Regions from separate parts of the Homo sapiens genome. Here region 1 is linked to region 2. A link is a contact called in ENCODE Hi-C or POLR2A ChIA-PET data. All regions are on one chromosome and are shown on one strand. Each heading gives the region's core, a stretch centred on a gene start or an enhancer-like site at or near the end of the contact. The rest is flanking DNA. Distances are from core to core; before and after follow the strand shown. Region 1 holds the start of TFCP2 (transcription factor CP2). Region 2 overlaps DIP2B (disco interacting protein 2 homolog B).

Region 1 (2,713 bases), core at 148-2,647, 580 kb after region 2:
CTTAAGTTTTCTTCGTCACTTTTTCATTTCACAGCTTATGTTTTAAAAGTCAGAAATCCCAGAATTAAGTAAAGTCTTAAAGCAAGCTAGTGGTAAGATAGAGCTGTACGGACTTCTTCATCAAGGACTTCCATATCTTTCCAACAAGAAACGAACCAATATTCATCATTAAGCACCAGCTCCCAATTTCCCAACTTCCTAGATACCATTCCTATGCTATATGTAACCCTTCTTCACACAACGTCAGACTTACCCACACATACACCATCAGTCCCCAAGTCTCCCACATTGGCACAAAAGCCTCTCAACATTCATCTGGTTACTAATCAGGGACCACTTCCTTCTTCCACTGATTCTGCACAGGCTTCATATCGCCTACAATCGCTTTTTCCATTTCTTCCACAACACTAACTACTCAAAGCGACAAAAGAACAAGTCCCTTTTCCCCAATCGTAAACAGCTTTTTAAAACTCTATACACCTCCTTCCCACTCAACCCCTTTTCTTAGTGTCTATCCGCCTTTGTTATTCAGAAGGTGTAGGGTCTGGGAAAATCTCACTCACCTCATGCTATAGGCACCAGCACCCAGTTCCTGGCCGATCCCGGACAGGCTAGCATCAAAGTCCTGCACCAACCCGGATTCAATCACTTCGTCGGCCAGAGGCAGCTTCAGAGCCCAGGCCATCCTGGCTCCTTCCTTGCCCCAGGAGACACCGTGTCTTGTACAAAGGCGCGGAGGGTAATTCTACCCAACAGGAGTAACGCAAACCAAGAAAACTACAAACCAAGGTTTCCCACGCAGTGCCCACCAGCCACCCCCAAGCCCGACCAGCACTGCTCTGTGCACAACTAATCTCCCGTACCCTTGGCTGCTCGTTCTTGGCTGCCCCAGGTTCCAAAATCCCCCCTGCCCAGCTCTCAGGAACGTGAGGACCCCTTTGCTCAACTACTGCAGACTTCCCAGAGGCAGCTCTGGACTCCCGCACTCCCACTCCTCTTGAGAGTTCGTAGTGGTGGCTTGCTGCTTCCCAGTCAGACCAGCAGCAGCCGCAGGAAGCCAGCCCGGCGCTCCCACGCTGCTTTTGCACCTTTTCCCCCGCCCCTTTCTGCTGGAGGCCCCCTCCCTCCCAGGTCTCGCTCTCTCTTTCCCCTCCAGGCCTCGCTTCCGGTCAGTCCCACGATCACTTCCGGTCACCCCTTCTCAACCCCACGGCTTAGAACCAAATCCAGGTTTCCGCTGAGCCGACTTCTCGCCCTCTGTAGCCCCCCACGGCCTGGAAACATGGAAGGAGAAAGTCCAGCACAGGCGTAAAACCTAGACTCGCCAGGCCCTTCCACCGTCCGCCGCCCCAGCGCCAACCAATCATGGCGTCCTCTTTCCTCGCCTGCCCGGCGAACATGACGTCACGCTGTCGTTCGCCTATAAAGAAGAGACCGCGTCAGTCTCGGCAGCGATGATAGGCGGGCTGCGCCACGGCTCTGCCCCCGAGATGGGCTGGGCGATCACGGGGAGGACCCGGCGTGCAAGTGTCCGGGTTTAAACGTGTATCCGTGTAGTTACCAGAGTTCTGGTATTCGCTACCCATCAAGTCGTCACCCTGAGCCATGGAAGGAGCCCTTCTTCTAGCCTTATGAACCCACTCCACCCCTGGCGGACTCTTGACGGCTTCCCAAACGCTCCTTACGTGTGTGCGCTTGCTCCTGCCCATACTCCTGTCTCCTTAAACTCACCTCTCCGGAGGTCAAGACCCTGCATAAGTCCCACTTCCCTGTATATTCATTTTATCTTCGGCATCCTCTCTAATGCATTTGAACAGAAAAGCATGAGATCAGTAAAAATGTGGTTTTTAGGCCGGGCGCGGTGGCTCACGCCTGTAATCCCAGCACTTTGGGAGGCCGAGGCGGGCGGATCACCTGAGGTCGGGAGTTCAAGACCAGCCTGACCAACATGGAGAAACCCCGTCTCTACTAAAAATACAAAAATTAGCTAGGTGTGGTGGCGCGGGCCTGTAATCCCAGCTACTCGGGAGGCTGAGGCAGGAGAATCTCTTGAACCCAGGAGGCGGAGGTTGCAGTGAGCCGAGATCGCGCCATTGCACTCCAGCCTGGGCAACAAAAGTGAAACTCCGTCTCAAAAAAAAAAAAAAAAAAAAAAAAAAAAAAAAAAAAAACAGTGGTTTTTAAAAGGTTGTTGTGCTGGTATGGGGTGTTGGAATTTAAAAGATCTGAAAATCAGAGTTTAGGCTGGCGTCTTCATTTGCTACTTTGGTGTCTTCAGAACAATTGCTTAATGTCACAGATTTAGCTTCCTCGTTTGTAAACGGGAGTGGGAGTAACTTTATCTGCTCCACCTTCCTCCTTTGAGGATTGAGTAATAATGGCCATTGTTTATTAAGTATCAACTACTGCTAGGAACTTTATTACACTATGAGTAGTCCTCAAAGCGATCTTGGAATTAGAATTATAAAGCTAAATTTAATGACTCTTATTTTATCAGTAAGAAACCAAGGCTAAGCCCTTAAATTGGCCGGAGCTAAATTGACATGCCAGCTTCAGAGCTGATTCCAAAGCCTGGCATTTTTCGTTACAAGACATTGCCTTTATGTGAAAGTCTTGGTTCATTGTTGTATTCCGTTGCTGAATTTTTTAAAATCTGCCTTGACTTATACTTTTGTATATATCTGCCTCTCTCACTAGATTGATCTAAAGAATA
Region 2 (2,700 bases), core at 174-2,673:
ATGTTTCCAAATTTACTTGTAAGTAAACTTAGTATATCGAAAGGAGTCTTTAACAGGGATAGAATTGTTTTAGAAGTATAAAAGTAAGAATTATAAGTAGAAACAAAAAATAAAAAATTGGGAGAGGGTCTTATGACTCAGTTTTGACTGTATGAGTTTGGTTGTCTCTCTTGCATGGTGGTAAAAACAGATTAACAAAAGAACAGGTATGGATGGTTGGAGGCAGGTCGTTAATATCCATAGCCAGTCTGGGCTGTGGAATCTTAGAGCTTTTCTGCTCATCTCTTCCTAATGGCTGTATAAGTGCCAGACCAGTCTGAGCTTCACTTTTGACCTGTCTCCAGGACTGGGAACCTCTCAGAAGGTTGACCTGGTTTGGATGATCCTAAAAGAGACAGTTTTCAAGTGGAATTAAAATAGACAGAATTCATGGCCAGGTGCCGTCACTGACACTTGTAATCCCAGCACTTTGGGAGGCTGAGACAGTGGATTACTTGAGCCCAGGAGTTTGAGACCAGCCTGGGCAACATGGCGAAACCCCACCTCTACCAAAAATTCAAAACTTAGCCAGTCTCATAACCCAGTCTCTAAATAAATAAATAAACAGATGAAAAAAATAGACTGAGAATTCGGTAACTAAGGAGTTGGATAACCCAAGATATTTAGATAAATCTTATTTACGTGTTTTTAAAAATAGCTGTCACTTGTCTTGGTTAGTTATATTTCCTTAAAACTTGGTGGTTATTACTTTTTATGAAAGAATCATTAGTATTTACTTTAAATGTAGTCAGATATTTATATGAGTAAATATTTCCACTAACTTCTTTTAGAAATTTAAATTTTAAAAGAAATAATTTAGTTTTTTTGTTATGTAGGTAGGGAAACTTACCAATTTCCCCAGTCTTTTGTGAATTCTATGGCCTTTTAGGCAAAACAAGAATATATACCCAGAGACACCATTTATACCAAGGCACTCCACTACACAAACTCTTCTGCACCTTGTTTTTCACATAATTATCTTAGAGAACTTTCCATGTCAACATATGTAGATTTACTTCATTCTTTTTAAGGGCTCAATAGCACATGTTGGAATGGGGAAACTATTAATTATTTGACAACATAACTACTTAAATCATTTAAAAAATATTTTAAGAAAAGGCATTTGAAAATCTGGCATCTTATATTGAAATCTTTGGATCTTTGTCAGTATCATAGTACTTCATCTAAATAATTTTCTTAGTTTATCCATTGGGCAAATAACTGGAGTACGCAGACAGCAGCTATCTCACTTTTTTGATTATTCTAAACAGGGAAAAGGTTAAAAATAAGAGTGTTACCTTAATATAGCACCATTAGGTGGTGCTGAGCCCTTCTATGCATGGAGGAGCGTTAATACAAACGAGCATCACTTCTTTGAATCAGAGGATGGGATGCGTGTTGTCTGATGGATCTGGGGGAGTTTGAGAGGAGGAGAACACAGCACATGGGAGTCAGTGAGGGTGGCTCATGCACATTTCCTGTTCAGTCCTTGACTGAGTCACAAGTGATACAGACTGGCAAGTGTGTGATGACTGCCGACTCCTGTTTAGCCGAAACAACAGAGTGCTTTAATAGTATTTTAGAGCTGCTTTTTTTGTAATTACATTTTCAGTCTTTGTGCACATAAAGTATGCATTAAAGTGAATTCTCACAATTAAGGAGAAGGATGAAAACTGAACAGTCAAGTTCTTTTGATAGTTTTACTCATTGGCTGAGCTGTTTTCAGTCTTTCAGATTTCCTTTTCTTTATGCAAACTTAGTGAGATAAAGTGAGCACGCTTGCTGAACTGAACGGGGTCACACTTAATTCCTTCAGGTTGGGTCCAGAGCAGCCATATGACTGACTGATGTAAGTTTCAGAAATAACTCAAGTAATTTCTAAATATGAGTTTGATTTAGTTTCTTTAATGCCGTCAAGTCATTTGCACCTACCCCACTTTTGCATTACTGAGCAAAGGACTTTTTCTCTTTCCTTTAGAGGAAGGAGAGACCAGGAATCCTGATCATTTATAAAAACTGGGTTAGCCACATAATTAAGGTAATAAGGATGATACTGTCTTGGAAACATTGGATTCAACCTTCATCACAAGATGTGGCCTTCTTGAATATATATATTTAAAAAAAGTTAAGTAGTTTTAATTCTAGACTTACACCCTTAGGGAGAATCTTAACACAAGTCCTTTTGTTGGCCTGCCTTCTGTTCCTCCCTCACACTACCCTCCTTTTCCCTCCCTCAACCCCCTGATTCCATCCTCTTCCTCTTAGAGACTTCTGGAACATATTATTTTACCTGGCTTTTCCACTACTTCTCACATTGCTCTAAAATGTATCCTTTTGCAACACCAAATTCCTCGTGACTGCCACTGCGTCATCTCTCTGGTCATCTATAAATGGATGCTTTTACAAAGCAGCCTGCTCTCCTTTCTCTAATGAGAATATAAAACATCTCCTTTCCCTTTTTTATTCTTTCTTTCAGTTGCAGCTTTGATGATAATCCTTTACCAGCATCTTCCAAGATGTCTTCAGATCCCCTTCCCTCCCCTCCCCCCTCCCCCCTCCCCCTCCCCTCCCCTCCCCTCTCCCCTCCCCCTCCCCCTCCCCCTCCCCTCTCCCCTCCCCTCTCCCCCTCCCCTCTCCCCCTCCCCTCTCCCCCTCCCCTCT

What was found. Hi-C counts contacts between places; a loop is a spot of excess contacts on that map. ChIA-PET counts read pairs that join two places held with the same protein, here RNA polymerase II (POLR2A). Pooled maps may share reads with other maps.
Region 1: a pooled map shows a loop between it and region 2 (3-fold over the local background). The contact joins the promoter of TFCP2 here to the enhancer-like site in region 2. A Hi-C loop is called at or near these places in 1 of 50 pooled maps. POLR2A ChIA-PET finds 5 or more read pairs at or near these places in 2 of 52 experiments (CD4-positive, alpha-beta T cell and activated T-cell).

The regions. Positions count from the first base shown.
Region 1 is chr12:51,171,738-51,174,450 of GRCh38, forward strand. TFCP2 (transcription factor CP2) reads right to left here and starts at 1,398. Exons shown (of 15, transcript NM_005653.5): 1 at 564-1,398. The coding sequence starts at 685. RefSeq lists enhancers at 681-730, 831-1,578, 1,671-1,720.
Region 2 is chr12:50,596,153-50,598,852 of GRCh38, forward strand. All of the region lies in intron 1 of DIP2B (disco interacting protein 2 homolog B), which reads left to right. Among named protein-coding and RNA genes, the nearest start is that of DIP2B, 93 kb to the left of the region's middle. Within about 2 kb of position 1,424, at least 13 of the 41 ENCODE cell types and tissues checked have a DNase peak (open chromatin) inside an H3K27ac peak, as active enhancers do.